Regions from separate parts of the Homo sapiens genome. Here region 2 is linked to region 1. A link is a loop called in an ENCODE intact Hi-C map of the cell type or tissue named here. Cell type or tissue: dorsolateral prefrontal cortex. All regions are shown on one strand. Each heading gives the region's core, and the rest is flanking DNA. Links, peaks and the distances in the headings are about the cores only. Region 1 overlaps LOC101926964 (a long non-coding RNA gene). Region 2 overlaps LINC01748 (long intergenic non-protein coding RNA 1748).

Region 1 (16,029 bases), core at 4,405-12,404:
GCTCTACCACCTCTTCTGTGACAGGTGGTTTAGAGGGCACATATCAAATATACCATTGTGGTGGTAATTGAGGAGGGGGAAGAGATGGTAAAGGTGGAGAGAAAGAACAAAAAGAGCAAGTAGTAAAATATAGCAAAACCTAAAGGGCACCTACGAAGACTGATGATGAGAGTGAACTAGACTGAGGAGCATGATTACTTTAAATCATACATCTGATGTTTGAAAAATATAAAGTGCTGACATTAGCCAGAAATGTCTGATTACTCTTCAATCTTAGATAACCAAACATTTTAGATACATGACTTTTTACTAAATCAGCACCTTTTTAGGCCAGAAATGTCTAGCCTAGCAGACTCATGAGTATTTGCCTGAAGGACCTGAAGACAACTCCCAGATCCCTCAGCTCTGAAGACCTACTCATCCCTTGCTTAGACTGTTGCCCCAAACCACATATTTCTGATTTGTGCTTGAAGTTATTGACTGGACTTTCTCCCAATGCCTGAGGCCAGTTTACCATCCAGCACCCACTCCTCACCTAGTGAAAATGCCTATTTATTTTTCTTTTACTCTTTTTTGCCCCTCGGTCCTGGCATTTAGACCCTATATCACACACAGTTGGCCTCATGTCTATCCTGTATCTGTCCATCCATCTGCCCAAGCATGTATTCATTCAACAGACACTGAGTCTTTGCCATGTGCTATGCACTGCACCGGCAACCAAGGGCACCAATCGTGACAACAAAAATCTCACAGTTCAAAAAGGAAGACACAATTTTAAAAATAAATGAATGCAATAAAATGAAATTTAATTAACTGGATTATCACCAGTATTAATAAAATAACGTATATAAATAGCTTAACATGTTTGTAAAAAGTCCTGTAGTCAATTTTTAATAGCTACATCAACGTGCACAGAGCTTCCCAGAGGAGGGCATCCACTTAAATGTGGGCCATTCATTTATTCATTCAGTAAAGTCAGGCACTGTGAAAGGTGTTTGTGTAGAGTCAGCTAACTGAGCACCTAAAAGCTGCACTCCTGTTTCCAAAGTATTGAAACAGCTTTCAATGAGAAGTGGTTGGCCAACCTGAGATCATATTTACCATCATCTCTTGCTTTCAGATGAGGCCATGAATATTTGTTTGAGCGATCTTAGCCACTGTAGCAAGGCCATTCCAACATTTTGTTGACAAACACAATAAAAGTTTATTCCAGTTCACCTGCAGTAAAATGCAGGTAGTCTTGATAAATGAGGAAGGAAGCATTCTATACAGTCATTCAGAACCCCAGGTTCCTTTATTTAGGGGTTCTTCCATGTCCCAGGGCCTTCCGCTGTAAGCAAATAAGAGGGTAAAAAACTATACCCACTTTTAACCATTTTGGCTCAGGTGTGACGTACATCACTTTCATTCACTTGTTGTTAGTGAGTACTTGTAATATGGTTTCTGCGTTACACAAGAGGGGATTTTGTAGTACCTGCCTGGACAGCTGCTTTCCAAAGACAACTCCACATAGTTAAAAAAAAAAACATGAATTTTTAAAGATATGTGACCAGTTCTCAGCAATGAAATGCAAGAAGTACAGAGCATCACTTATGAAAATGGCAGCCAGTGTGCCATTTCCCCCCTTTTCTCTTTGTTCTAGAGAAGGTTCCTCAAGAATCATTGAGCAAAAAATTGGAGCCCTGATCGCCAAATCACCACATGGAAAAAAATCCTACCACCTACAGGAATGCTTCCTTGGACTATATTCAGATCGAGAGACAAGTTTCTCCTAAGCTTATCTACTAATGTATTGGCATTTGTTTGTTACTGCAACTAGAATTGCCCTAATTAATAAACTATTACAACTCATTAATAAAAACTCTATAAATAGTAACTCAATAGATGACTCCACACCTTGCATGGCCCAGAGTTGGAGTGCAATAAATATTTTATACTTGCCTGTTTGCAATTTCTTTAATGTCTTTTTGAGAATGCGGTAGCCTCTTTCTGGTTAAATTACTCTCCACACATTTTTTTCTCCCAAGACCCTCAGGATGTCGACTGCGGCCCTGCCGCTGCTCATACTAATGTGAAAAGAACAACTTTATGATACCCATTCAGTGTCAGGGGTATTAAAACAAAACAAAAAACCTGATACTTTCTCTACAGCACACTTCCCTACTTGCCTACACATTTTTGAGACCTTTTCTTCTCTCACTCTTCTTTACGGTATGAAAAGATAGCCTGCTCTCGAATCACATCAATTTGAATTAATCTACACAGCTGTCTTCTTTAAATGAAGTACAAATGTTTACCATTGTAAAAGGCATGAATTATTAAAACTTTAAGAACAAACCTAATATGATTTGAAGCTTCCAGAAAGGCAAAAGAGGTCAGATGTCATCCGTATTTAGTCTGCTTGGGCTGCCATAACAAAATACTACAGACTGGGTGGCTTAAACGACAGAAATTTATTTCTCACTGTTTTGGAGGCTGGAAGTCCAAGACCAAAGTCCCTGCAGGTTTGGTTTCTTCTGAGGCTTCTCTCATTGGGTGGCAGATGGTCACTCTCTTGCTGCCTCTTTGCATGATCTTACCTCTGTGCACGCCCATGCCTCATGTCTTCCTCTTCTTATAATGACACCAGTTCTATTCAATTAGGGCCCTTCCCTTATAACAACATTTTACCTTAATTACCTCTTTAGGTGCTCTATCTCCAAATACAGTCAGGTTGGGAGTTAGAGCTTCACCATATAAATTTTGAGAAGACTTAATTCAGGCCATAACACCATACTCAGAGGCACCTTCTCTTCATTCCCAAAGAGCTCATCGCTGTATGTGTCACAAACTTGAGGAAAGACTTATATAGTCTCTACCACAAAGACCAGGGCAATTGTTGAAGAAGTTTCATTTGCCCCCATCTCCTGCTGAATTAAGAATGGTCTAGAGTTCTCTGAGTTCATTCCTTAATTTACTCACTAGCAGAAAACAGAAGCTAAAATAGTGTTTCAATGGCAACGGCATTAATATTGAAGTTTGACCTGCATTTGAATGCTAACTCTGATACTTGTCACCTATATGGCCTTGGGCCAATCATTTCATGTATTGGAACTTCAAGTTATTCAGCCTTAAAATGGTAAAAATAATGTCTACTTTACAGGATTAAAGTATTTTAAAATATGTAAACCACGTGGTGTATTAGTTTCCTATTGCCAGCCAATATTACCATAAACTTAGTGGCTTGAACTAACACACATTTATTCTCTTCTAGTTCTGGAAGTCAAAAGTCTGTGAGGAGTCTTATGGGACTAAAATTAAGGTGTTGCCAGGACTGGTTCCTTTTAGAGGCTCCAGGAAATAATCCATTCCTTGCCTTAGCTACTTTCTAGAAGCTGCCACCATTCCTTGGGTCATGGCCTCTTCCTTCAACTTCAAAGCCATCAGAGCAACATCTTCTCTCCTTTCTGACTTCCTGCCTTCATCTTATAAGGACGCTTATAATTACATTGTGCCAACCTATAATCCAGGAAAATCTCCCCATCTCAAGATCCATATTTTAATGGCATCCGTGCAGTTCCTTTTGCCACACAAGGTACATATCCACAGGTTCTGGGAATTACAACACGATCATCTTTGTGAGCCATTACTCAGCCTATCACACATGACTTACTGTAAATCAGGGTAGACATCTGCTGGTTATGCCTGCAGAGTATCTCCTGGAGGAAAAATATTTCTTGCCTGCGGAGTAATTTCTTCCAATTGAAATGTTGCGGATTGGGTTACAGTTCCCAATTCCTCATTCTCTCCTGATATAGAATTAGTATGCATAACCTTTTCCATGTGTCTAGAGTAGAGGAAGAATATTCCCCAGACTACTGATGCTTGACTTGGCCATGTGATTTGCTTTGGCCAATGGAATGTTTGGCCAATAGATATGATGTGAGCAGAAGTGAAGCTTTAAATGTCCTTGCTTGGCTTGGCTTTTGTCTTGAGAAAAGGATGGGCTGCACAACGCCTGGTCCCAGAGCAAAAGACATGTGGAACAGGCTTATACTCAACCCATACTCTGAAGCAGAGCTTCCCTAGCCAACCTCTTAGCGGAAATAAGATGTTTATTCCAGTAAGTGCCTTAGATATTTATGTCTTTTATTTAGCTCTAGTGCAGCAATAACTGACTAATTAAGGTACCCAACTTTTCCTTGGAGAAATCTCTCAGATTAGGTTCCCCAGAAGCAGACCCTGTAACAAGGACTCATGGGAAAGTGATTTATTTAGAATTATTCCCAAGAAAACCGGTAAGGGTGTGGTTAAGTGCAACTAGAAAATATTTAGTATCATAAACCCAAGTAGATGACTTTAGCTCAATTCCACAGAGAAGCTCTAGAAACAGTATAGAACACACCTGAGAGAGATGTTTCCACCAAGAGAAAGGAGCTAGAGTATTCATACCCCACCCTTACCACTCCTAAGGGCCGCCTTTAGGGACACATAAATTCTCTGCTCTCCATGGGCACAGGCAAAGCAGGTTCTGACAACCTGAGGGCAGCTGCCTGACAAAAAGATATAGGGAAATGTTGCTGAGATCCTAGGAAGTATGGGCAGAACACTGAGAGTATCTGCTACACCACCCCTCCCAACTCTCCATCCATGAATTCTGTTCAAGTGGATTCTGCTCCCAAATCCAGGCTAGGCATGTGACCCAAGCCTGACCCATCAGTGTATTCTATCACCCTAGCTTCAGCAGTAGATCCAGGATGAGCACATAATTCAACTAAGTCTAATCAGAGAATGTCTTGGGAAATTTCATGAATTGACTAGAAAAGGGGTACTATCCTTATGTTGATGTTTCTGAGAAAATGGGGGTATAAGTCAACTTTCCTGAAAATGGGGACAACCAGAAACAAAGCAGAGAAGTCACAGGAATGAGCCATCCAATAACTCTGATTTGAGCCTTTTTTGGGTTCAGCCATACCTAGCTCCTACTCTAGACATTGCAGTTAAGTCACCACTTAACTGACTAATTGACTGTTTTACTCAAAACAACTAGAAAGATCAAATGTAGCCCAATATCACTTTATGTAAGATCCCTGTACATACCTTTATTTCTGTTTGTGGAAACTGTAATCATTCTCCAAGTCACTGCTCAAATTATTCCACCTTCTCTGGGTCCCAGTTTCTTCAACTATGTCCCCCAGAAAGTGGTTGGAAAAAAATTAAACAGCATGTACATGAGAATCTGTCCAGCCCCCATGTCTGTGATGCACTAGGTGCTTAATAAATACTTTTAAATCAATTTTGTAGATTATCAAAACCAACTTAAGCATAGCTATAAGATAAGCTTTGTAGTTAGTTCCCATATTATTCTATTAAACAAGGTCTTTCTACATCAGTGATCTTGTTTTTTTTTAACCTTTTCATTACCTACATTTGCAGAGATGAGGAAAATCAGTGTCATTCCTCTAACCCAGTATAACTCCAAGGTTACCCCTGGGATTGTGGGGGAACTTACTGAGAAGCAGAGAAAGATAAGTGTGTTTACTGGGTACTTATTATGTGCCAAGCACAATGCTCAGTTTTACAGAGATGTTAATTCATTTAATAATCAAAACCATCTTTACGAAGGGACGTTATTGTTCTTGTTTATCAGATGAGAAAACTAAGACTCAGAAACATTAAGTAACTTATCCAACATTATTCAACAAAAGAGAAAGAGAATATTACTGCAGAGAGTACATGGACATTTAGGGATGAAGGGAACTAAAATCGTATCAATTACTAGCTACATGAACTTGAACCAGTAACCTCACAGCTTTGTAGGAATTGACAGAGATAATGTCTATTAAGCCCGGCTCATGGTAGATATGAATTAAATAATGATCCTGCCTTCTCCTAAGCAGCAATGGAACTGTGACTTGACCCCACTTCTGTCTAATGCCAAAATCCATCTTTGCCCCTCCTAGCCTCCCTGCAATAGAAAGCTGCAAATGTGGAGCATGAGTCTTTGCATAGTGCAGAGCTGGAAAAGGATTATCATCCACCACCACCTTAGAAATTGAGTATTGAAGTATTGATTGACTTTTATTTAATATGAATTTCTAAAAAACCTCTCATCTACTAAAGGTTCCTTTGAAATTATTAGCCTACAGACATTTATGGTTACATGGCATATGCAGCTCTAATATAAACAGATCAACCCCTCTCACTCTTATTTTACACTGCATCAGGCACTGAAAACTAAGTCTGATGTAATAGATCTCTTTTGTAGTTTTAATCATAACAATTGTACCAAATGACTTTTTTGTGCATGTGATAACATCATAATGGAAAACCAAATCGATAGCATAGTTCTCAATCTAATTATATGCCTTGCATTTCTAACCCAGCTTTAATGAAATACAATAAGTGGTAGTGTGGAAATTAGAAGAGGCTGGAAAAAAAGCAGTTGCAAATAATACTGTCAGTGACAAGAATAGAAGTATGACGATGCTGGTCTGTGTGAACAATGCCTCCCATTGTGACTATGCAATAAAAAGCTCCCCCACCACCCAAAAAATGAGGAGGGGGTTTATCCAAACAAATCATCATTTTCAGCAACAAGCACTTTTTACAAAACAAGCCTAGGCTACAGCAATTCAAAAATGTTTAAGGAGCCTCAGAGGTTGCAAAACTTATCTACATGCAAACCTCCCCTTTTTCACTTCTTAGGCCACCATCTGATACACACAATAGCACCTTAATATAACTTTTAAATAGCTACTTTCCTTATTTAGAAAAGTAATCATGCTTATTATAGAAAATCTGGAAAACACTGGAAGAGACATAGAAAAAAGTACAATAACCCAAAATCTCACAGTCAGAGATAAGCATAATTCACATTTTTCTATATTTCCTTCATTTTTTTCTAAGAATATGTTACATATTTGAAATGATATAATAATCTTATTGAAAGCATAGTCAGATATTTCAAAGTAATGAAGTTGATAGCTCACAGACAGATAGGCCCTAATATAAAAATAAGTTACTTTTATAGTTGCTGTGTTAGTTTATTAGGGCTGCCTACCAGAGTACCACAAACTGCATGGCTCAAGCAGCAGAAATTTATTTTCTCACAGTTCTGGAGGCTGGAAGTTCAAGATCAAGGTGTAGCAGAGCTGGCTTCTTCTGAGGCCCCTCTATCGGCTCATAGATGGCTGTCTTCTCCCGGTATCTTCATGTAGTCTTCCTTCTGTGCATGGCTGTGTGTAAATTTTTTCTTCTTATGAGATCAGTTGTATTGGCTTAGGGCCCTCCCTAATTACATGACTTTAACATAGTCACCTGTTTAAAAATATCTCCAAATACAGTCACATTCTGAGGTACTAGGGTTTAAAACTTTCAACATATGAAGTTGGTTTGGGGGAAGCATAATTCTTCCCATGACAAGTGCTAAGTGTGGCAACACAAATATGCCATACACCATACTTCATAACACAAATACACCATACACCCAAAAAGAACCTAAGTACATCATATAGCATCATATACCCACAAGTATCTCTAGGTTTTGCAGCAGGCACTGGAGACATAAAGATTGATAAACTAGAGCCCCTGTCAGGAAAAGACTTAAATCAGTGGTCCGAGGAAGGACCACTTATTTAATAAGTGGCATTAGGGAAGTTATTAACACCCTGGGGAAAATGTGCAAAGGCTCAATTTATACCATATACCAAAATAAGTTCACACTTTAAAATGAGAAATGTTAAGACAAGGAAGAGGAATCAAAGGAGGAGGAAGAAGGAGAGGAGAAGAAAAGCAAGGAAAAAAAGAAGGAGTAACAAGGGAAAAGAGGAAGGTGGAGAAGAAAGAAAAAGTAGAAAACAGAAATGTGTTTTATTCGTCTTACCTATGAATGGAGTAGACATTTTGTTTGTAATTATTTAATTATTTCATTTAATAAATACTATTTGACCAACAAACACAGACCAGGTGTTCTGCTAGGCACAGAATGAACCAGGTTTTTTGATGCTTCTACACAATGGAAGGAGCCCCTTGGGTTGTGTATTATGTAAACAGAAGTTTACATTTCTTGCCTGGCATATTCAGTATTGGCCACCTCTCCCTATACCAACATCATGAGCTGTATGCAGTCAATATGTTCCCGCATAAGTTATTTTCAAAGCATAATTTTAAATCAGATCCCATTAAAAATGCAAGAAGAGGGCTTGTTGTTAAAGGAGCCCTAGGGGAACCCTGTGGTAAGAAGAAGCATCCTTATGTAAAAGCAAGACCGCTGCTCTGTGGTTCCCACACTGTGTCAAACCCGACTGTCATACCTGTGTCCTGGCTTGCAGGTTATGCCTGAGCGCTCATGTGTGTTTGCACTGTCTGTCCTTCTGCCTTGGATTGCAAACCCCTGGAGGTTGGCCCATCACATCTGTTCCCTTCATTGTGCCCAGTGTCACAATGAAGCGTTTTCAAAGAGATCCTAGTAAATGCTTTTGTGTGCTGATAATGATGCAGCAAAGGAAATTAGCAGGCAATGTCTGTGGGGCTATATTGAGGAGGTGCCCTATGTGTGTTACTTCTAAATACTAAGACTCCATATCATATCACTGCTTTGCCAACTGCAGGGAGCAAATCCCCAGGATCCTTCAGTCCTATTTGTGTTCCCAGCAACAGAGAAGAGAGGAGAAATAATTTAAGGGAATGACAGAAGAGACTGAGAGTTGGCGATTCCTTGGGACACTCCAAGAAGCTCAGTCGGAGCAGGATTGAGGTGCTTACCTCCAAATGCCTTTGAAGAAGACAGGCTTTTCTGTATGCTTCCAGATCACGGAGTGAGATTGCTGTTCTTCCCATTGGGAACGGTCTCATGTCAGTAGCACATCGCATTGCAGCTTACTCTCAGAATCAAACTATCTACCCAGAAGAAATGGATAAATCCTTGCAATTCTCTTGGGTTCAGAAAAAGATTTTAGCCAGAAGCTCCTTTTCTAGTAAGTAGTTGTATAGTGTTATTGCCCAGTAAATGAGTGGTACAATTTCTGGCTGACAATTGCTGAATTCAATCAAAATGTAGTGACCCAGAAATTGTCTTAACTCAATGCTCATAAATACAAACATTGCCCCAGAATTATACCAGTATTGGTGAATTTTCCTGAATGAAAAAGACATTATTTCTCTGGGAGAATTAAGCCATTTTAATTCTTGGACCAATTTTCTATTTAGTAGTATTTTAATCATCTTTATTTCTATCTTACTAAAATTATTTTTCATGAATATCCACTGTTTTCCATGTACATTTATTTTTGATACAGCTTTCATTCATTTTTTTTGCCCACATCAAATTAAATGAGAAAAGTTTCTGTCTTTGTAAGTTTTCTCTGGGGGCCATTATTTCCACAAAGTCTATTTTTTTTTTTTTTTTTTTTTTGAGATAGAGTCTTACTCTGTTGCCCAGGCTGGAGTGCAGTGGTGCGATCTTGGCTCACTGCAACTTATGCCTTCCGGGTTCAAGCAATTCTCCTGTCTCAGCCCCCCAAGTAGCTGGGATTACAGGCACGTGCCACCATGCTCAGCTAATTTTTGTATTTTTAGTAGAGATGAGGTTTCACGATATTGGTCGGGCTGGTCTCGAACTCCTGACTCAGGTGATCTGTCCGCCTTGGCCTCCCAAAGTGCTGGGATTACAGGCGTGAGCCACTGCACCTGGGCCAGTCTAATTTTTTAATTCGATTTTGCATTTATAAATTTTTCCAAAATGATCTTTTTCACTATCAATATTTTACCAATAATTTTTTTTACCATGTCATGCTCTAGCCTTTGATGGTTTTGTTGGGTTATTTCTCCAGAAACTACTATTTCCCTAGTTGATTTTTACATTTTTCAACTTTACCAATTTTTTTCACCTCTAATACATTTAATAATGGAAAGTTATAGCCATTCCCAATTTTCTGTTATTTTATTTCAATTAATAATACCTCATGTGAATTTGATGTAAAATAATGTATTTTTATTCATTTATGAAAGCAAATCAGAAACAGAAGGAGTCAAAATATCTGTAAAGTTAAAGTATTACAGTGTGGCAAAAACTTGCTGCTTCATTCAAATACAAACATCCCCGGAAAGGTAAGCCATTATTTAAATTTGAATATGGGAACAGTGATTTACATCATATGCTTTCCTAAGAGATGAAAATAGAAGTATTTGGCCAGGTGCGGTGGCTCACACCTGTAATCCCAGCACTTTGGGAGGCCGAGGCAGGCGGATCACGAGGTCAGGAGTTTGAAACCAGTATGGCCAACATAGGGAAACCCCGTCTCTACTAAAAAATACAAAAAATTAGCCAGACGTGGTGGTGCGCACCTGTAATCCCGGCTACTCGGGAGGCTGAGGCAGGAGAATCTGTGAACCTGGGAGGCAGAGGTTGCAGTTAGCTGAGATTGCGCCATTGCACTCCAGCCCGGGCAACAGTGTGAGACTCCATCTCAAAAAAAAAAAAAAAAAAAAAAGAATAGAAAATAGAAGTATTCATTTCCCAGCTACCTGGCACATGACCTGGTGTCCATTCGTCCCTTTCCCCTTCTTGAGGCTTTGACTCTACAGCTGGAAAAACAAAGTAGAAATGGGGGAAAAACTGTTTTGTTGTGGCATAGTTGTGGCACAAGAACGTACAGAGCCTGGAACACTTGAGGGCCTTAAAGTCATCTTAAGGGATTTGGACCTTCTCCTGGAGGAACTGGAAGCCATGTAGGCCTCTATTTGAGGATAGATGCTCAGATTTGAGATTTCAAAACATGACTCTGGTAACTGCATAGAAAAGAGATTGAAGATGGAAAGTCAGGAAACAGGCTTCTGCAGGGCTGACTCCAGACCACAGTTTTGCATCTTCCCAATCTAAGGCAGTTGATGCCAGGCTGGTATCCCGGCCTTTATGATATAACCCTTGGCAATCTTTGCATCTGCCCAGTATCCCCACCCTACTTCACCAGACTCCTCTTTGTTCTCCAAAATTTTCCATACCTCCATGCTTCCATGACCTAAGAAATTTCTTATTTCCATTATCTACCTGAGGAGCTCCTACACATTATTATTTCAAAGTTAAATAAACATTAATAACTATAATCATAATAATGAGCATTTACTGAGAATGTGCTTTACACCATTCAATGCTATTAATCTCACCAGATAACAAAACTGAGCTCTAGACAGTTTAACTAGCTTGTTCAAGGTTGCCCAACTAGTGAGCAGGGAGGCCTCTATTTCAAAAGTTCAGCTTGATGTCAGAGTTTGGATGTTCCTAATCCACACCATGCTGTTCCACCAGGAAACATCTGAGTGCTTACCATATGACATAAATTTTCACACATATTCTCATATTTAATCCCAATGGCCAGATAGTGAGGTAGGTGTCATCATTTTAATACAGAGAAAACTGAGTCTTGGTGAGTTTAAGTAACTTCCTCCAGAGCAACAGACACTACTGGTCTGTCTAACTACAAAGACATTATACTTCCCGGTAAGTGCCTGGCTCATAGATGGTTATTGACACATATTGGTCCCTTCCCTTCCACCTGCTCTGCCATGTCCATACCCAGATCATGCTGATCACCCAAAAGTGTATCTGATCTTACGACACCTTCATCCAAAACCAGCTAGTGCCTATTCCTATGGAGGATCCAGCTTACCTGTTAATGGAGGTACCCATTGCTGTACCTTCTCACCCATATCCTCTTCCCAGTGAAGCTGTTCAGCTCACAGCCCCTGCTGCTGACATCTCCATGTTTTATATTCAATGATTCTGCTCTTCCACTATAGCTGATTGGACCTAAAAGCAGACAATCAGACATCCTTTCTCGGAATGTTGAAATAAGGAATGCTAAGAACTTAAGATAATGTTAGGAATGGCAGCTTCCAAGGTAGAGTCTGGCTCAGAATAATCAGGAAGAGCCAAGGGCAAGCCAAAGATGCTTCAAGCAGAAACAAAGACGATGCGAAATCCAGGTGGTAGCAAAAGAAGAATAGAGTAGATGTGCTTATGGCTAAAGCAAACGCTGAGAGGGTAGTGGGACACTGAGGCCCATGAGGGAGAAGCGGGGAATCATTAGAGCTGCCTCACTTCCCAACAACTTCTCAGTTTCCATTCAAGTGTTTCCCTAAAGAAAACCTCCTTTTTTTCTCTGGTAATGAAGGTGACACATTGTTTCTTACCACCCAAAGAGCAAAACTTAAAAAAACAAATAGCCTCCTCCTGCCACTCAATCTTGAGGGTTTCCTGTTAAAAACCTTTGAGTCTCTAAATCCAAGACTAAGATGGGAAAAAGTCAAATGATGAGATTTAAAGCCTAATGTCCTTAAGCTAAGCCCCCACCCCAGATGCCAACCCACCCAGATCTGCTCCCACTCCCTCTGTATCCCCTCTTTGGGGTCTCCTCTGCCTGCCCCTGGAGTTCATTTCAATCACTTTGGAGCCCAGGATGGCTGGGCTATGGGAAATCTTCCCTCTGTCTAGAACTCCTGCCATTTATCTGATCTGACCTCTCCAGACATTTAAGGTCTGCAGATCAGAAATGGATTTTTGTTATTGTTCACTGCTATTACAAATACAACTCATCTTCAACACCTCTCTCCACATAAGGCCTGTTATCCTGCTTTCAGAGCAAGCCACAAGAAAGAAATGGTGTCTTGATTTACTTTTCCTGGATATTTCAAGTCCATTTTGTGCAGCAACCACACATACCACCTATTACTAATGAGATTTAAAAGGTGAAGTCCAGGGTGCTGGCTGTTTCCCAGCTAGTACGCATGCAGCTGGTACTACCCAGCCCCCTGGCAACAACCCGGAAGCCAAATTCCGGGGTACCTGAAGTCAGATCTCTAGATACCTGAAGCAAGATCCCTGGCAGCACCTAAGATGTGAGTCACATTGCAGAGGTTGAGCCTGCAGCTCTCTTTGCATGTATGTGTGCAGTCTGCAGCCCTGCCAGGCAATCACAGGAGCCACTCACAGGTGTCACACTGAATTTCAGGACTCCATGGTGTTTCCTGCCTCAGCAGCAACATCAAAGCTCAGAGCAGTAGCTGTTGTGTTGACATAGGCAGTAGAAACAGGTGGAGTACCATGACAACTTGGCCCTTGCCACTGAACCTCTACATTTATTTTCAAACCATATCCCTCAACAATCCTGTAGTCATGAAAAGCTTCGCTTGGCAAAGGTAAGAATGTGAGCACATTTGGACCCAATTCCCCTGACAAAGGGTTCCCATTCACAATTTGGAAGAAAATATTCAGTGTGGCTGTGACACCAGCCAAAATGAGAAAGCCTGGTGCTGGCAACTCACCATTTTCCAAATCGCTGTGATTCTGCCTCAGTTTGAGCTTCCTGGAAAATAAGGGAGAGGGTCATGTAGAAAGGACTACTCAGCAAAAGTGCCTTATTATCTCTTGCTGTATGGCGCTCACTGCTCTTCTCCAATGCACAGACACACTCACAGGTGTACACACGTATGCTCATATCTGGAATGTGACTGAAGCACATGCAGAATGGGCCGCCACGATGCAGCCCGAGGGGCATCTCAGAGACCTTCACTCAAAGCTGTCTCCTCCACTAGGGAGCCTCTTCTACCTCAACTTCCTATCAATTCTAGTTCCAGCTCCGCCTTGGGAGTTTAGTACTTCTGCAAGAGACTAAACTTCTCTCTGGAAAAGGTAATGCAGAAGTCCCCTAGTAGTCTCTTTGGGAATGAATTTATCAAACCTTTCGCTCATTAAGAGTACTTGGATTAAATAGCTATGCATGCCGGGCTTAATAGTTAGGTGATGAGTTGATAGGTGCAGCAAACCACCATGACACATGTTTACCTATGTAATAAACCTGCACATCCTGCACATGTACCTCAGAACTTAAAATAAAAATAAATTTTTTTAAAAAAAGAATACTTGGATTTGTGAGTGGGTGAGTGAGGAAAGGCAATGAGGAAGAGAGAAAATGAGTTCTTATTAATAATAAATTTTGTTCTTTTTTTCTATAACAAATGTATTACCTTCATAATTTGAAGAAAAATATAAATTGTATTAAAATTTGTTCAACCCATTATCCCCATAACTGTACTCGTTTTTGTCAGGTAGCTCAAATATCCCTATTTAGATAGGCTAACATATCCTTAGCCTAACATAAGGCTTGACATCTTAGGCTGGATTCCCTTGAAAATAGATCCTGGGGCAAAAGAGATCTCTCTCTCTCAAGTTTATAGGATCAAATCAGGTAATGTTGGTAAAATCACGAAGCTTAGTCCCAGATAATAGATGTCCAAGAAATGGTGGTGATAGTGGTAGCAAAGGAGGAGGTGATGTAATGATGTTTGTAGTAATCATCATGGATATAATTACCATTGAAATGTTATTGTTAGAATTTATTTTATCACGTTTTGATCAATATATGTCAGAATGTTAGATTTAAAGCAATCTATTTTACTCTCTTCAGTCATTTCCAATATAAACAACTATCTCATCTCCCCGATGTAGAGTTCTCCTAGCTCAATTTCCCTTTAGGAAAAACATCCAATACTGGAAATATTTGGTAATAATAGCAGGTTCTTGTTTCTTTTCCTCTGCATCTTGTTATGTTTGGCATGTCCCATTCTCTCATTCCCTCAGTTGGGAAGAGTTGCATCTATCTCTTATCCCAGTCCTGGGTGGTTTTGATTATGTAGCCATAAACTTAAGCCAATGAGAAGCAGGGAAATTAATCAGAGCAGCAGGAGTTGGTCTTTTCTCCAGGATGGAGCCAGTTCAGCAAATTACTAAGTCATTTTATGTAGTCATTCTATACAGACTGAGCACCTTATGTGTGCCAAGCCACACGCTGAGCACTGGGGATGGGGAAATGAGGAAGGCATGTGCAGGCCATGTAGTAGGGGTGTCATGAAGGCCTGTGTAAACAAACAGGGGTAGGGAAGAGTCTCAAAGGTGGAGAAAAGATTCAGGGCCTTTTAGGAAGGGATGCATCATTGTCATAGAAGGGTCTCACTGTGAATCAAAGAGGTCTGTCTGAATCTAGCTCCATAAGAAGAGGGGATGGCAGGATCTGATGGCATCAGATCCCAACTAATCTTCTTGAAATGCAGGGTTAAGCACTAAATTTAAGTGTACTTGAGAACTAAAATCCTTAGTCAGGCCACAGGTGATGAGGGCGAGGCAGGGAGGCCATAGTCTGGGACTTATGAGGGTAACCTGGGTGCTAAACTCATCTAAGTCTTAACTAAACTTTGGTTTGGAAATAATACACTTTATACAGACCTCCTCGTTCCATTCCTCTGCAAAGTCATGTTCTTGGTGAGTAGATTAGTTTGCAGTTGCCAGACCACCGTATTCCTTATATCTTTATGAGAGTTAACCCACTGCTAAGTATTTCTATGGTACTCCTGGCCCCATAACCTCTAAATTTATACTCTCTCTTCTTCTTTTTTTTTTTTTTGTTGTGGTTGTTGTTGTTGTTTTGTTTTGTTTTGTTTTGTTTGAGACAGAGTCTCACTCTGTCGCCCAGGGTGGAGTGCAGTGGCACGATCTCAGCTCACTGCAAGCTCCGCCTCCTGGGTTCACGCCATTCTCCTGCCTCAGCCTCCTGCGTAGCTGGTACTACAGGTGCCCACCACCACACCCGGCTAATTTTTTTTTTTTTTATTTCTGGTAGAGATGCACTTTCTCTTCTTATTCTCCTGACATCCATGATTCTGGAGGAAGTACATTGTCAGGGGAAAATATTGGCATCCATTTCGGTTAGGAATGATTTTCCTTCAATCAAGAAGTTCAGAGGTTGGCATCCAGGGCTGCCAAGGCTGTTCTATGTCTTATCAAGAACTCAAGCCCCCTCCATCATTCTCTGTTATTCTGAGTGGAGTAATGCAAACACTTCATGATGATTAGGCTGTAAAAACTGCCTGTCACTGCTTAATAATGCTTGCTTCATTTTACACTACTCCTGAAATATCAGCAATGAGAGACTAATTTTTGCCAATCTCCCTAGAAATGCATACCCTCCCTGTGAAAGTAAAGCAGAAAATAGTAGT
Region 2 (16,029 bases), core at 3,331-11,330, 91 kb before region 1:
TTACATGTAATCCATCAAAATATTATTTTGTAAGGATAGTTAATGTACAAGAAACCTGCCAAGCCTTCTTATAAACATTTTTCCAAAAATCCAGCTGCATTGATGCAGCTGTGTAAGAAGTTATACTGGAAAGATGGAACTTGTTTCAAAGTCTCAAGCACATTTTAAACTCCCCAAGGGGTGCCTGGCATGATAGCAATAGCACAGGCTTTGGAGTTGAATAGACCTGGATTTAAAACCTGGATTATTTCTTTTTTTTTTTTTTTTTTTTTTTTTTTTTTTGAGATGGAGTCTTGCTGTGTCACCCAGGCTGAGTGCAGTGGTGCAATCTCTGCTCACTGCAAGCTCCACCTCCAGAGTAGCTGGGACTACAGGCGCCCACCACCATGCCTGGCTTTTTTGTTTGTTTGTTTGTTTTGTATTTTTTAGTAGAGGCAAGGTTTCACCATGTTAGCCAGGATGGTCTCGATCTCCTGACCTCGTGATCTGCCCACCTCGGCCTCCCAGAGTGTTGGGATTACAGGCATGCGCCACCGTGCCTGGCCAAAACCTGGATTATTTCTCATTAACCTTTTTCATAAAAAAAATATTTCTTGGCCAGGCACTGTGGCTTACACCTGTAATCCCAGCATTTTGGGAGGCTGAGGCAGGCGAATCACGAGGTCAGGAGTTCGAGACCAGCCTGGCCAATATGGTGAAACCCCATCTCTACTAAAAATACGAAAATTAGCCAGGCATGGTGGCGTGCACCTGTAGTCCCAGTTACTCGGGAGGCTGAGGCAGGAGAATCACTTGAACCTGGGAGGCAGAGGTTGCAGTGAGTGGAGATTGCACCACTGACTCCAGCCTGGGCAATAGAGCGAGACTCTGTCTCTAAATAGATAGATAGATAAATAAATAAATAAATAAATATCTCATATATATATATATATATATATATATTTCTCTATATTTATTTGTTTGTTTAGTGTCTAATTTGTGCCAGGCAGAAGATGTGATACTGAATTAGGGATACAGTAGTGGACAAATAGAATAAACTAGATCCCTCTTTTCATTAATCTAGTTACTCAATTTATCTGAGCTTGTATTTTCTTATTCTGAGAAATGGAGATGATAATGCTCATCCTTAAAAGTCTTCACCATTCAGTAAGTAACCCAACTCCTGGCATGAAAAATACACTCAATGAAAGGAGTTATTTTCCATTTTCAACCTTTTTCTATTTGAAGCCACTTTCCCACTTCAATCTGTCTGCACATACACCCTTACAGACGGTCCCTGCTCCTCTAGCACCCACAAAGACCACAATCATTGGAATGCTTCACATTTGTTTGTCTCATTGTCCACTAGGTCAAAGGGCCACTTTCTCTGAAATGCATAGCAATACATGTTAGACTGGAAGAACTAAATAACAATTTGCCTTGGGAATACACGGGGAACGCATATACTTTGGAGTCAGGACAAACTGGACTTAAATTTTCTATTTTCCATTCATAATCTTTTTTATCTTGGTCACATTTCTGAGCTTTGGTTTCTACATCAGTAAAATGGGATTAAAATTACCTAATGTGCAGTGTTGCTGGGACTAATTCAATAGGATAATACATGGAAGGTGTCTAGCCCAATAATGGCAGATCTTATTACTTCCATAGAGAGTAAATCAAAATGTTTTATTTCAAGGGTTTAATGTCCAAAACCATAATATTGCAACCATCTTGGTAGATCATAACCTGTTTAACACTTGAACTGTAGGCAACCTGAAAAACTCATCAACTCCACCCACTGAACACATTTTTTTTTTAATACTTTAAGTATTAGGGTACATGTGAACAACATGCAGGTTGGTTACATATGTATACGTGTGCCATGTTGGTGTGCTGCACCCATTAACTCGTCATTTAACATCAGGTATATCTCCTAATGCTATCCTTCCCCCGTCCCCCCACCCCACAACAGGCCCCGGTGTGTGATGTTCCCCTTCCTGTGTCCACATGTTCTCATTGTTCAGTTCCCACCTATGAGTGAGAACATGCGGTGTTCGGTTTTTTGTCCTTGAGATAGTTTGCTGAGAATGATGGTTTCCAGCTTCATCCATGTCCCTACAAAGGACATGAACTCATCCTTTTTTATGGCTGCATAGTATTCCATGGTGTATATGTGCCACATTTTCTTAATCCAGTCTATCACTGTTGGACATTTGGGTTGGTTCCAAGTCTTTGCTATTGTGAATAGTGCTGCAATAAACATACGTGTGCATGTGTCTTTATAGCAGCATGATTTATAATCCTTTGGGTATATACCCAGTAATGGGATGGCTGGGTCAAATGGTATTTCTAGTTCTAGATCCCTGAGGAATCGCCACACTGACTTCCACAATGGTTGAATTAGTTTACAGTCCCACCAATCAGTGTAAAAGTGTTCCTATTTCTCCACATCCTCTCCAGCACGTATGTATAGCTATTAAGTCTCTTGAAGATGCCCAAGGTTAAATTTTTTTTAGCAAGAATGCAATAATCACTTGACATGTGGTTTGCTATTCTCCATTAATATTTTCATTGCAGACATTACTAATCAATCACAAAAAACTTTTCCACTGAACATATACAGCCTCAAAATTCTTTTCTCAGCATTTGATGCAGCCACTACCAATCATATAGAGCTGGCAAGTAATGTACCCCTATCTGTATACTTGATTTAATACATCAAATAGGTTGCATGATCCACTCTTTTGAAATATCAAGTCTATTTAACAGACATTTATTTAGCACTTACTGTGTGTCTGGTCATGGAGTTATAGAGACAAGTAAACTATCACTCTATCAGATGTACTACAAGTCCAAATGAATAATTGCTAAATAGGGATATGAATTACAACAGAGAAGTGTTGTTGAATTAAAAGAAAGGAGGATTTGTTTTTGTCCTACTTGTTAGCTCCTCTATTCGAAGTGACAAGAATACAACTAGCAAATTGTAAAGCTCAAAAACTATTAATTGAATGAGTGAGAATGTATGTGGTTAGCACCTACTTTGTGCCTCCTGTATCTACTCTGTTCATTTGATATGGTTTTCCTTTCAAGAATGATGCACAGTAGGTGGAAAAGTTGGGGGGTATCAAAAGGAGGATCAGCACAAATGCTGATAAGACCTTATCAAAGGATAAGACCATTTCTGCCAGAGAGAAGAAGGAAGAGATTCATGCTTAGGCAGAAGAAGTGACCTAAGCAAATACAAAGTATGAAAGTTCACAGCCTAACAGTGCTTTATATTTTTGCAGATTTGGAATATATGTCTAGCCAGATCACCTCCTAAGCTTGGACAACCAGATAAGAAACAATGCCTGTGGCCAAGTGGAACAGAGTTACGTCAAAGAAAGTGATGAAAGATGCCAAGGAGAGAAGCTGTTCTTCGTTGTTTTTGGACTTTACTAATGCTATTTTTCCCGGCAGTCACCGCTGCTTGCCTGATCATTAGCACCCAAACATCTTGTTTGTTTCTACCAGACGGAAGTAATATACAATTATGCAAATTATCTTAACTCCAAGTAAGGAATCACAGGCCAGTCAATAATGTTGATGTATTATGAAAGGGCAGCTCCTCCTGGAAGAAATAACATGAAGAGCTGATCATAAGCAAACATTTTGAAGCCTGCAGAGGACTGGTCCCTGCAGCGCAATCTATTATCATATTTCCACATAATTAGTTTGTTTTCCACTTGAAATCAAAAAACGATTCGACATTGCCTTCCCTGCCTCAGGATGGAAGAGCTTCCAGTGGAATTCTCCTGCGAAGGTTCATATGGTGAATAATTAGTGAGAATTAATCTGTGGAAATTAAAGTTTGGAATATTGTAGAACTCATGAATAGTGCATGGGGCAATTGGGTGGAGGAAGAGAAGAGCAGCACTTCATGGTAGACAATCACAGATGACTGCTGGCAATCCGTTTTTTAATCAGTGCTGTGCGAGCCAGGGGGTTGGATATGGCTACAGTCTGTGGAGAAATACTGTCAAATTTTTACAGGCAGGACAAGGAAACATTTCCAGAGATGCCTATCTCTAAGCTCATTTTGGTAGTTTTTACTTGGAAGAGATGCCCTGGAATCAGAGGGATTTTCTCCAACTGATGCTGATGGCATTAACTACTTTCATCCTTGCAACTGCACGGATTTTATTACCTTTGTCTTTGATTTTCTTGTCCCCATTTTACTGATGAGAAAACTGGAGTCACCAGCTTCTAAGTGATCCTTCTGACGCACTGAGATCAGAAGGCAAGTCTTCCTGATTACAAAAGCCAATAGCTAAAGCGTAAAATTCTAGCATGAGCTGGAATCAGAGTGGTGGAGTTTCAAATTTTTAATCCATCTAAGTATCAGTTTCCTCAACTGAAAAGTGATGACATTACATATTTTATAAAGTTTTATGAGGGCTACATGAAATAGTACAAACAAAGCCTTCACATAGGATCTGCACATAATAAAGACACACTATATTTACATGAAAAAATTAATATAAATCCATTCTCCCAGATTACTCTGACACTCAAATATATAAGCGTCTTATTATGCTTTGGAAATAATTCCCTCAAATGATTTCAGGATCAAGTTATAACTTCCTTTCTCCTACATCCCTATGGTGGCAGTTTTCCCAAGCATCTGTTTACCTAAAAATAAATTTAAATGGAAAATTTGCAAGTGATCAGGGTTAATGTCTCCAATTATTAAGTGACTGGAAAAATGGTACAGCAGGAACACACAGCAGGGGAGCATTTTTTAGATGTAGAACGCAAAGAATTTTTTGTAGATTATAGAATGGTTTTATTTTCCAAGGCTGTAGCTCACTTGAGCAATAGTTGCCTGTGATTACTAGAACAATATGGTCACCAGAGCTCAAAATACAGTAAGAATAAAAGAAACAGAGCACATGTCCAAAGAAACAAACAGTTTATTTTTCCCCAATTATAAATGTAAAACTTGATATAGAAGAAAAGTACGTGAAAGTAAAAGAAAAAGCTCACCATAACCTTAAAGATCTTTCCCGTTAAAGTTTTTGACATTTTGTGTGTTTTCTGCCAATTTTTTTTTTCTGGGCATAATTTTCCATAATTGTTGTCATACTGCATCTGCAATTTAAATTTTCCCTTTCACTTAAAATAGTAAGATAAGCATTTTTACAAAGGTTCTAATAACATGAGCATTTTTTAAAAATAAGGCACAATCAATATAAAGAATGATAGTTGCTCTTAAAACAAGGAATTGTTTTCAGATTCAAGGATCACCTTTTGTTTCTTTCTCAGAGAGAGTGGTTTCCAATCCAAATGCACATTTGCCTCTCAGGCATCTGTTGGATTTGGAAGAGGTTCCCAGATTGAGTTGAGAAATGGTCATTACAGTTAAGCTGCAACTTCAATCTTCAAAATGAATGAATGGATCCAGTCCAGTCCTTTGGCTGGGACCCAGTCTTTAAAATCCAGCAGAACAATGAATATGTGGCTTCACAGCCAGCTGGTATCAGACTTGGGCAGGGAGAGTGTCAAAATATTAGTGACTTTTTTACATTTGTCAAAGCTGAGGCCAATACAAGAAATGCAGACAGCTTGCAAATGTGGGTTGTGCACCAAAGGGTTTTTGTGTGTGTGTTTTTTTCAATCCTGCCCACCGGATGTCAACATTTCCTTGCTTTCTGATTATTTCTGCAGCAAAGACAGAGTGAAATATCTTTTACTTTGAATATGAAAACTGCTATAGATTTATCATCAACACATCAACCACTAATTTATTATACTGGGGCAATGTACTCAACTGGAATAAAGGGGCCATCAGCATTTCCATGGCAATTCTTCCTTTTCTTTCCTTGGTTTATAACTCATCTGCTTACTCAGTTGTTCCTGAACCTGGCAGGCAAGGTCTCAGTGGGAGAATAAATATATTTATACAAAATGTTTAAGAAAGGCTGCCCACATTGAGTTAGAAAAATAAGCATATGCTAGTGCTGTCTGGCACTCTCTTTGCAATTCCTGTATCTTTCCAAAAGGAAAAAAAAAATCTACAACAGAACATTTTATTTTATTTTTAAAAGAAACATTGTTGGCAGCCAACGTGCAATATGGGCTTGATGGGATTTTTTTTCTCCTCTTTATCTTTTCCTTTGCCTTTTTCAAAAAAACTATATGGAACAACAAGCTAATTGCTTCCAGAGTAAAATAAATCAATTATTAACAGGCAAATGTAGCTGAGTTATCTCTTTGCCCATCTCTTTTCCATATTCCTTGGATGAAAGTAGATGATTTCATGCACATGACAATTCAGGGTTGTATGCACCTGGTGAGAGAAAGAGTATGGGGCACCCCTGTGTCTGGTATCTAGGATTCATTTAAACAATGTTTCATCCCTTCCCCATTTTTGCTGCATCAAATAAATGAAGAAGTCAGAGCCTATAGAGCTACTAACAATGACAACAAAAAAATGCATAATATTTCCACAATATTTATAGCTTATGAGGTGCTTGCATAGTCATTAGGTCATTCAAGAATCACCGTATCCTAGTGAGCTAGTTATTATTATAATTATTCTCATTTTGCTGATGAGAAAACTGAAGGTCTGAAAAGTTAAGTAATTTTTCCAAAGATACAGCATTTTGAATGACTGACCAGACACAAGAAAAGCAATGATGGTGTTGATATTTGATAATATTGAACTTTACCTGAGCCCTGTGCTCCTGGAAAACAGCAAAAGTTAAGACATTCCCTTATCCTAATATGTACCCCAAGAATAGCTTACTGCAAAGAACTACTCTTCTGCACATAACTTAAAAAAGACCTGTGAATGACTCCTTTTTTGCCTTTGACAAGGCTGGACACAGATCCTCCAAATTCCCACCCTTTGCCTCATAAATGATTAGCTTAACTGTTTCTTTCCACTCACCAACCTGGACAAAATGCCTACCAATTTGATTTGCTTAAACTATACTCAAGTGTCTCACCTCTCCCCAGGTCTCTTATCTTTGATCCTCTGCTGAGCAATGGAACTTGGAGCAACCTCTCCTTACTGTCCCCTCCTGAAAATCAGCTGAAATGGGGAGACAGGGGAAGGGATATCAACTGTCTCATCATGCCACTCACTTACCCACTTTCCACGCCCCATACCTGTTCTTTCTAGCCTTGTTTATTCCTTGCCATAAAGAACAAAAAAAGCTGTCCTCTGCCTGACATTTGAGATGGAGATCTTAGGGTCATTAATCTATTGCAATTGTCTACCTTTTCTATTGCAATATTTTAAAAATAAAATCTCCATTTACTTAAGTCCAGATTTGTTTTTATTTGATATGTTAGCAATAATGATTGTTAACATATGTGTAGTCCTCAGAATTAATAAGCATTTTGAAAAGAATCATAACCTCTATTTGTATAGTGCTAAATGCTTCCCCATTAATTATAATTTCAAAATGACTCTTTATCATCCAGAGGACAATTAATACCCCTTTCTAAAAATAAAGTCACTGATGATGAGAAATAAAGTGACTTATCCAAAGTCACAGAGTCTAGGGAATTGAAGTAAAATGGACAATTCTGACCAAGGACATAAGCCTTCTTCTTCCTGGTTTACTATTCTTTCACTCACCACATGAACATAAGCCAGGCCAGGTTTATACTCACTTGAAAAAGGTCAGTCTTTTGTAGATTGACAATACAGACAATGAAGCTTACTCTGTGGGCTCTTTGCTTACACAGGCCCCTTTCAAAACCTAAATTTTGATTAACACAGTAATTTTTTTCTTAGTCACCCATCAACTGTATAATCTTCAAGTGCCACAAAACCTGGATCTACTCCTGAGAATAATGCCAATATGTTGTGTTTTTAGAAGCATACTCACATGGCTCTACTCACAAAAATCACTTTTTCCAGATAGTGCAATGCCAAAATTTTCACAAAGACAGTTTTTTATTGACTGTTTCTCAACATTTGTTCTGTGTCATGCTAAATTTATTAGATATTAGCAGATGATCCACAAAAAGAGAATTGGCAGTCAAACCAAAGAGTATCAATAAGCAAAGGCTTTTTAAAAATCTGTAGGACTCCTTGGTTCTTTTAATATGTTAACCAGTATAGTGATTCTCAAGAATTATTTTTAAAGAGACCATCTTCTTGTACTAACCTTCCCAAAAGCAAACTTAAGAAATGCTGGATTAAGGAATTGAGTCTCTAAGGAACCTCTGTTTAAAAGGAAATACACAATATAGAGCCATAAAATAAGCTAATAAAAGCCTTTTTAACTTTAGGGTAAGTCAATCTATCAGGCAAATTCTAGGTTCTTAGCAAGAATCTAATGCAAAAGAAGAGCAGAGAAAGATCCATTTTGATAAGTAGCCAATAAGGAGTTTGGACCCAGATGATGCCTTCATGAGCAGGCCAGGTAAAGCCCCCAGTGTGTGGAAGCATTTTGTCTAGAATAAAAAACAAGCCCAAGAAGACACAGGGCACTTGAAAAATAGAAGCCCTCCAAAAAAAAAAGAGGTGACAGTTCAGCAGGCATGGATTTTTCCCACTTGAAGGGCACCAACTAGTACATAAGCAAAATTTTTTAGAGAAAATACAGTTTTTTTCAACTTCTATTTTCGAATCGGAGGGTGCATGTGTAGATTTGTTATAAAGGTATACTGAGTGATGTTGAGGTTTGGAGTACAAATGAATCCATCACCCAGGTAATAAAATGTGTCATTTTTCAACCCTTGCCCTCCTCCCTCTCTCCCCTCTCTAATTGTCCGCAGTGTCTGCTGTTCCCATCTGTATGTCCACGTGTACCATCGTTTTGCTCCCACTTATTAGGGAGAACAAAGGGTATTTGGTTTTCTGTTTCTGCGTTAGTTCACTCAGAGTAATGGCCTCCAGCTGCATCCATGTTGCTGCAAAAGCCACGATTTTGTTCTTCTTTATGTCTGCATAGTATTCCATGATATACATGTACCACATTTTCTTTATCCAATCCACAGTTGATGGGAAACTGAGTTGATTCCATGGCTTTGCTATTGTGTTGTTTTAAAAATTATCATTTGCTTCTTTATAAAGCAGCTGTAGTTTGGGAAAAGAGCACCTGATATAAAGTCCAACAGGTAGGATTTTTAATACCAGCTCTTCTACTTCTAGATGTATGAAATGGAACAAGGCTCTTTATCTTCATTAGCCTCAATTTCTCCATTTGATTGAAGAGACAATAGTATTTAACTCAACAGATGTTTTTAATTCAGTGGGATGCTTCCTGAGAAAGAGCAAAGTTCAGAAACTAACATATGATAGAGCACTAAAAATATATGTGTTGGGTCTGAACTACAACTCTGGGAGGTAGATATTTTATTACTTCCATTCCATAGAAGAGGAAAGAGAGGCTCAGAAAAGTAATGTTGAATTCTTTGTTCGACATTTTTCAGCTAGAAAGCAGAAGAGAAGAGGCTCAAATCCTGACTACTGATTTTGAATCTTCTCTTCTTTCCACATGCCATGTGCTTCTTTTTGTAAGTTTGCCTTGGGTCACTCCTAAAGAAAGAATCATGAAATAACTAAAAGGTGCCTGAAGATGTGGTTTGGATCCCTTCAGAGAAAGGATCAAAACTGGTCATTCAGCAGGTGAGAAGCCTACAAGGTAAAGCCCCCACTCCTAACACCTTAGCGGCAGACACCCCGTAGTCTGGCTACTACCTGCTTCTCTATGTGCTTACCTACCACTTCATCATCTTGTTATTTGAGCTCCAATCATACTACACTTGTGCTTCCCAGAATATACCTGCTCTTTTGCATTCCACTTGGCTTGTTCATGCTGCCTAAACCTGACTTTCTTCTCCCTACCATTTCTCACCAAGGTAATTATTACTTTTCTGTCATGACTCAGTTTAGCTGATGCCTCCTGCAAGCTTCCTCTGACATTCCTAGACCAGGTTTAAGGAACTCCCTCTTTGTTGACATAGCAACCTGCCCAAACCTCTACTATGGTACTGAACACACTGAAGTACAGGTTTTGGTTTGTATGTCTCCCCATCTACATAGCTGTTTCTTATGGAAATGTTGCTGCAAGAAACAGAAGCCTATCGAATTCTCTTAAGACCTCACTGAAATCTAAAAGCAAAAATGAACAATCAGGTCTCAAGAAGGTCAAAAATAAAGCCTTCCCAGAGACCTGAGCAACACAGATGGACATCTGTGTTCTACCATTTACACAACTCAGGGGCCAACTCCCTTACCCTTTATTCCTTTAATTCGAACTTCTGAGAAATATAAACTAACTGCACTGGGCCAGATGTCTAACTATGAACCAACAGCTGTGTCCAGAAGAGGGGATAGACTATTATGAACATGGACATCTGACCCATGCCCTTATTAAGAATGTGGGGCATTTCTGTGAAGTAGTGTGCAGGCGGAACAGGGCCTCTGATCATGTAACCTAGAATTGGAGAACTGAAGAATAGGGACAATCTCTTAGCCATCTCTATATTCCCATTGGCTAGCACAGTGAGAGAACATCATAGGCACCCTGAAAATATAAATAATGGGAGTGATGACTTTTATCATTTAGAGAGCCAGCAGCACTCCATGAGTCCAGCTCCCTTCTCTCCAAATAGATGAGACCTTGAGTTAGGAGAGATTAATTTCATTTGGCCATCAGGCAGGAGTGCTCACTTGGCAATTTTTAAATGCAAATCCAATTGTGGATTGCTCACAAAGTAATTCTGCTTATTTTCTCCTTTTTTTTTTTGAAAGAATTGACTAGGATGCAAATGCAATTACAAGGGATAATGACCGCCACCAGTTATATTAAAACGTCAGATATAAAGTACAAGTAATTACCTGCCCTTCAAGAAAATCTTGATGTATGGACCCCCAAAGTCATTATACAGTCCATTCATCAACATTTATTCAATACCCACCATGTATACAATATTGTACTAAATGCATAGGAAGCTTGCAAAGGAAAGTGAAAACCAGCTTCTCCTCTTAGAAAGTATAGAAAGTTCTGCTCTGGAATAGGTTGTTTGTGACCAGGGAACAGATTATAGTTAACCAATTCACACTGTAGTCACATAGTATACTTTGGTAAATGTTTGAAAGGGTAGGGAGATTTAGCTTGAAGAATAAAACATTAAAGAGAAAAGCAGTATTCATTCAACAAATACTTATTAAGCAAGAATTATGCACCACTCATTGTTCTAGGTACTTGGTGTATTCCTGTGGCCCTTGTATTCTTTTGCAGAAAGGCAGATAATAAACAATCAAATAAACATGATAATTTCATAATAATATTTATAGTGATAAGAGCTACATGGAAACTCGAAGAAGATGCTGCAATAAAACCAACATATTGCTTTAAAGTATAAGTCCTCACTTAACATTGTTGATAGGTTCTTGGAAACTGCAATGTTAAGTGAAATGATGTACTGTATGCCATAGGAATCTAACTCTTTGTAAAACTGGTTTTGTTATACAGTACATTGTCTCACTTAAAATCACAGTTTCCAAGAACACTACTGACGATGTTAAGCGAGGATTTACTGTAGCTGCTTTAGATAGGGTAGTCAGCGATGGATGCTCCGAGCTGACTCCCGCATAAGGAGGAACCAGCCATGAAGAAGTTTCTAGGCTCAACAGCAAGTGCAAAGTCCCCAGTAAGTGAATGAGCTTAGTTTTCAAGGATCAGAAAAAAGACACATGCAGCTAGGATGAATTACTGAGTAGAAAAGTGATAAAGATGGATTCACAAAATTAGGCAATCATCAGCCCGTGTAGTTTGCAGAACACAGTAAGAAGTTTGTATTGTTTCTTAAATGTAATGAAACATCATTGAAGGGCTTTAAGTAACAAAATGACTTGACATAATTTTAGGAAGATCACTATGACTATCTTGGGGAGAATAGATTGTGGATTGTAAGGATTCAAAAATCCAAGCAAGGACAAGATCTGGATGTCTCATAATAGTCCAGGAGAGACATAATGGTGTCTTGACCTAGGGTGGTGATGGGGAGAGGTTGACAGAATCAGGATATATTTCAGACTTACATGTGGATAGGATATGATGGGAGGAGAAAAAAATCATGGAAACATTTTAGAATATGAACTTAAATAACTGAATAGGGAGTGGCGCCATCAATGACAATGGAGATGATTTTGGTGGGGGAATCAAAAATTTGTGTTGAGGCAGGAAAAGTTTGAGATGCCAAGTGGAAACGCCAAGTGACAGCTCAGATAAAAGCCAAGGTCAAGTTATTGACATGTAGATGTATGTAAAGCCACGAAAATGATAATTATCTTCAAATGCTTGCTGCAAAAGGAATTAGATATATTTGTAGTTGCTTGTGGCAATGATACCCAGACATTGGTTGCTTGATAAAGCATTTTGAAATTTTAGATGTCCTGGTTTCATTCCAAGCTTTTATGACTCAGTAGATTTGGGATTTTTATTCATGGTTCAGTAAGTGGTGTGTGTGTGTGTGTGTGTGAGAGAGAGAGAGAGACAGTGAGAGAGAGAGACAGTGAGAGAGAGAGACAGTGAGAGAGAGAGAGAGAGAGAATCACTGTTTTACAGGGAAGATTCAGGATAAGTGAATAAAGTTAATATCCTCTGACCCTTTGGTGAGAATTGCAGGAGCAATTTTAGAATCCCTGCATTAATAGCAGAGAGCTTGAACTAAAATACACTTTGGATACCATTTCTTTGTCTTGGTTCTCCAGCTTAAAACACTATTTTGGCAATTACTCTGCAACTTATTCTATAGCATGCATGGCCACCCCCAGATACTCTGTATCCCTTTTGTACACCTTTTCCATAGGTAACATGATAGATTTATGCAAGAGTCCTAATGCGGAGTTAGCAAACTCTGTCGAAAGGATCAGAGAGTAAATATTTTAGGCTTTATGGGATATATGGTCTTGTCACAACTATTCAACTGTGCTCTCGTAGTGGAGAAAAAAGGCAATAAGTAAATGAATGAGCATGGCTATGTTCCAATAAAACTTTATTTAAAAGATCAGGCATGGACAAAGATTTGACCTGTAGGCCATAGTTGCCAACCCCAGATCTAATGTATGGTGCTGGGTATGAGAAAAGTGCCTAGCGGTAGCCCTTATGTACAGATGATCTCTAAAGCCTGGATTTAGTTGGAGCACTTTGCCAATGTTCTTGAACAAGTACTATATTTTATATGATTTTGACAACACAAAATAAGAAAGCAGGATTAGATAGGCAAGTTCAAATTGAGGATAAAAGCTGATATTGCTCTTTCTGCATATTATGAGCTGTGGATTAGCACTGTATTAGAAAAAAGTTTGAAACTGGGAGGTGATGTACTACTTAGACATGCTGCTCCTTAGTTATGTGGCTCAGGCAAGCTACTTATCTTTTTTAAGTCCAAGTATTTTTTTTCCATTAAGTCTACATAATAATATAACATATCTTACTGGCTTCTTGTGATGATAAATGATACAATAAGTGAAAGACACAACATAGTCCCTAACAGAGCAAATACTCTAAAGTCATAATTAGATGCAGATACAATTGTACACTTAAATATGGAAGGACATAATTATTGGTATATGAAGGGACATAGGAATAAATATAGACATGGATGAATGGTGAAATCATAAGCTAGCTCCTGGTCACTGCAAGTGTTCAAGTGGAGACTGAAGAGTCATTATTTACAAAAGAACAAGTTGTACCAGGAAATGCTCTGAGTTTCTAATTTTAAATTTGCAACGTAATGACAGAGTCAGGATGCTTACCCACTGTTGGATACTTTCAATTAAGTTTTCATGTCAGGGCTAGGTTGGATATTTTGCATCATATGGAGGCAACACTCTGCAGGAAGAAGCATGGACTTCAGCATCAAACACACATGAGCTTGAACTTTCAGCTCTACTATTCTACTATCTGTTGGCATTAAGCCTGTTGATTCACCTATTTTAATTATTCAAACGGGGTCAATATCCCTAAAAGGACTAAATTAGGTAATAAAGTAACTGGCACATAGTAGATAATGACACTTTCCTTCCCAGCATTTTTTTTTTTTATTCTGAATACCCCCTGTACACTCTAAATAAGGTTCTCACCTTAGGTTTTCCTCTTCATCCTTCCATTTTCTTCATCAGGAGCAAAATTAAGTTTCTATCAAGTGCTCACTGACATTACCCTGGCATCTGAACTATCCAATGTGACATACACAAAACTTTAATGTGTAGACATGCTAATCAGAAGGGAAATGTCAAATCTGCATACATTTCAAATGACCCAACAATATTTACCTTAGAGCTACGTCTCCTATTTTTCTGACAATTGCCTCATTGAGGAAGTGACTCATGCAGCATACCAAGCCCCATTCCATCTGAGAACTTTACCTCCGACTGGTTTGAAAGCATCAAAAAGATGAATGTCACTGCCTTGCAGTTAGTAAGGAGGCTAATTTGATTTGACAAATGATGCTGATTTTGAAGGGGTCACTAATCATTAGAACTACCGAGGACAAAGAGTGCCTTGAAGCTGGATAAAAATTGAATATTTAAACAGTTTGTTATGCAAATTTACTTTCTACCTGTCAGGAGTGTGTAAAGCACAGGGTTAGAGAGTTTGTGGTAAGGCCATCCCTAGGCTGATGACTTCTCTGCACAGTCTGTCCTCACCACCCAGAGGTCTAGTGGCCCAAAGCCCTTGGATCTGCAACTCCTGCTCACCCAGGTGGAGGGTGAGGTGAGCACAGCTCCACAAGGAGTTCAGAGCCTCCACTTCTCAATCTCTCACTATCCCTTCTCCATGGCCATCAAAAAAATGAAGAGTGAGCTGAGTTAAAATCCAGTTCACCCGAAATGCCAACTTCCAGATTAGCAAATAACCCCTCATGGCCCCAAAAGAGAGAAATCCGGAGCTTTATGAAGGCTACACTGACATTCTCAAGGAACCTCAGCATTTTGAAGCAACAGGGCCTCCTTCTTGTCTCTAGTATCTACAGAAAAGCCTTTGTCTCCATAGCTACTCATTCTCCATTTTAATTAGAGGCTTTATTTTGTTTTGTTTGTTTTGTTTTGAAGTTTTATTATAAGTTCAGGGGTACATGTGCAGGTTTGTTTTATAGGTAAACTTGCATCATGGGGGTTTGTTGTACAGATTATTTCATTACCGAGATATTAAGCCTAGTACTCATTAGTTATTTTTCCTTATCCTCTTCCTCCTCCCACCCTCCATCCTCAGGTAGGCCTCAGTGTGTGTCGTTTCCCTCTATATGTCCATGTGTTCTCATCATTTAGCTCCTACTTATAATTGAGAACATGTGGTATTTGGTTTTCTGTTTTGCATTAGTTTGCTGAAGATAATGGCCTCCAGCTCCATTCATGTCTCTGCAAAGGACATGAACTCATTTTTTTTTAATGGCTGCATAGTGTTCCATTAACATCCTCATTCCAACTGATCATTAGAGAAATTCAAATCAAAACCAAAATGAGACACCATCTCACATCAGTCAGAATGGCTATTATTAAAAAGTCAAAAAATAACTGATGCTGGTAAGGTTGTGGAGAAAGAGGAATGTTTATACACTGTTGGTAGGAGTGTAAATTACTTTAAGCATTTTAGAAGACAGTGTGGTAATTCCTCAAAGACCTAAAAACAGAAATGCCATTTGACCCAGCAATCCCATTACTGGGTATATACCCAAAGGAATACAAATTATTCTATTACAAAGACTCATGAATGCGTATATTCATTGCAACACTATTCACAATAGCAAAAGCAGGGAATCAACCTACATGCCCATCAGTGATAGACTGGATAAAGAAAATGTGGTTTCTTTTGTTTTTAATCAAAAGTATCCTCAAGGATATTTGCTTCCTCACATATGCCCCACACAGTGACTGCCCCTTTGTACTCACTCACTGAGAAAGTCCTTTGTCTTTTTTGGTCACACTGCAGCCCTCTGTCCACTCTGTACTCTGTGTGACGTGAGGGCAACATTCAGCCCCTTTTCATTTAGGTTTTCTCAAACATTGCCATGAAAATGAAAGGTTTGACC

Evidence for each region. Hi-C counts contacts between places; a loop is a spot of excess contacts. Peaks named below come from ENCODE experiments on the same cell type or tissue, not always from the same donor. Only the 100,000 strongest peaks of a DNase experiment are listed, where the experiment ranks them.
Region 2: it touches region 1 in a loop (4-fold over the local background); 1 of 110 quality-filtered maps calls a loop at or near these places.

The regions. Positions count from the first base shown.
Region 1 is chr1:60,649,683-60,665,711 of GRCh38, forward strand. LOC101926964 (a long non-coding RNA gene) reads right to left here. Exons shown (of 6, transcript NR_110628.1): 5 at 13,303-13,343; 6 at 9,949-11,788. Among named protein-coding and RNA genes, the nearest start is that of LINC01748, 35 kb to the left of the region's middle. In dorsolateral prefrontal cortex, for the core only: no CTCF peak of the experiment used is centred there; a DNase peak (open chromatin) is centred at 8,342; H3K27ac peaks cover 1,446 bases.
Region 2 is chr1:60,559,585-60,575,613 of GRCh38, forward strand. The region is part of intron 4 of LINC01748 (long intergenic non-protein coding RNA 1748); the gene reads right to left. Among named protein-coding and RNA genes, the nearest start is that of LINC01748, 55 kb to the right of the region's middle. In dorsolateral prefrontal cortex, for the core only: no CTCF peak of the experiment used is centred there; no DNase peak of the experiment used is centred there.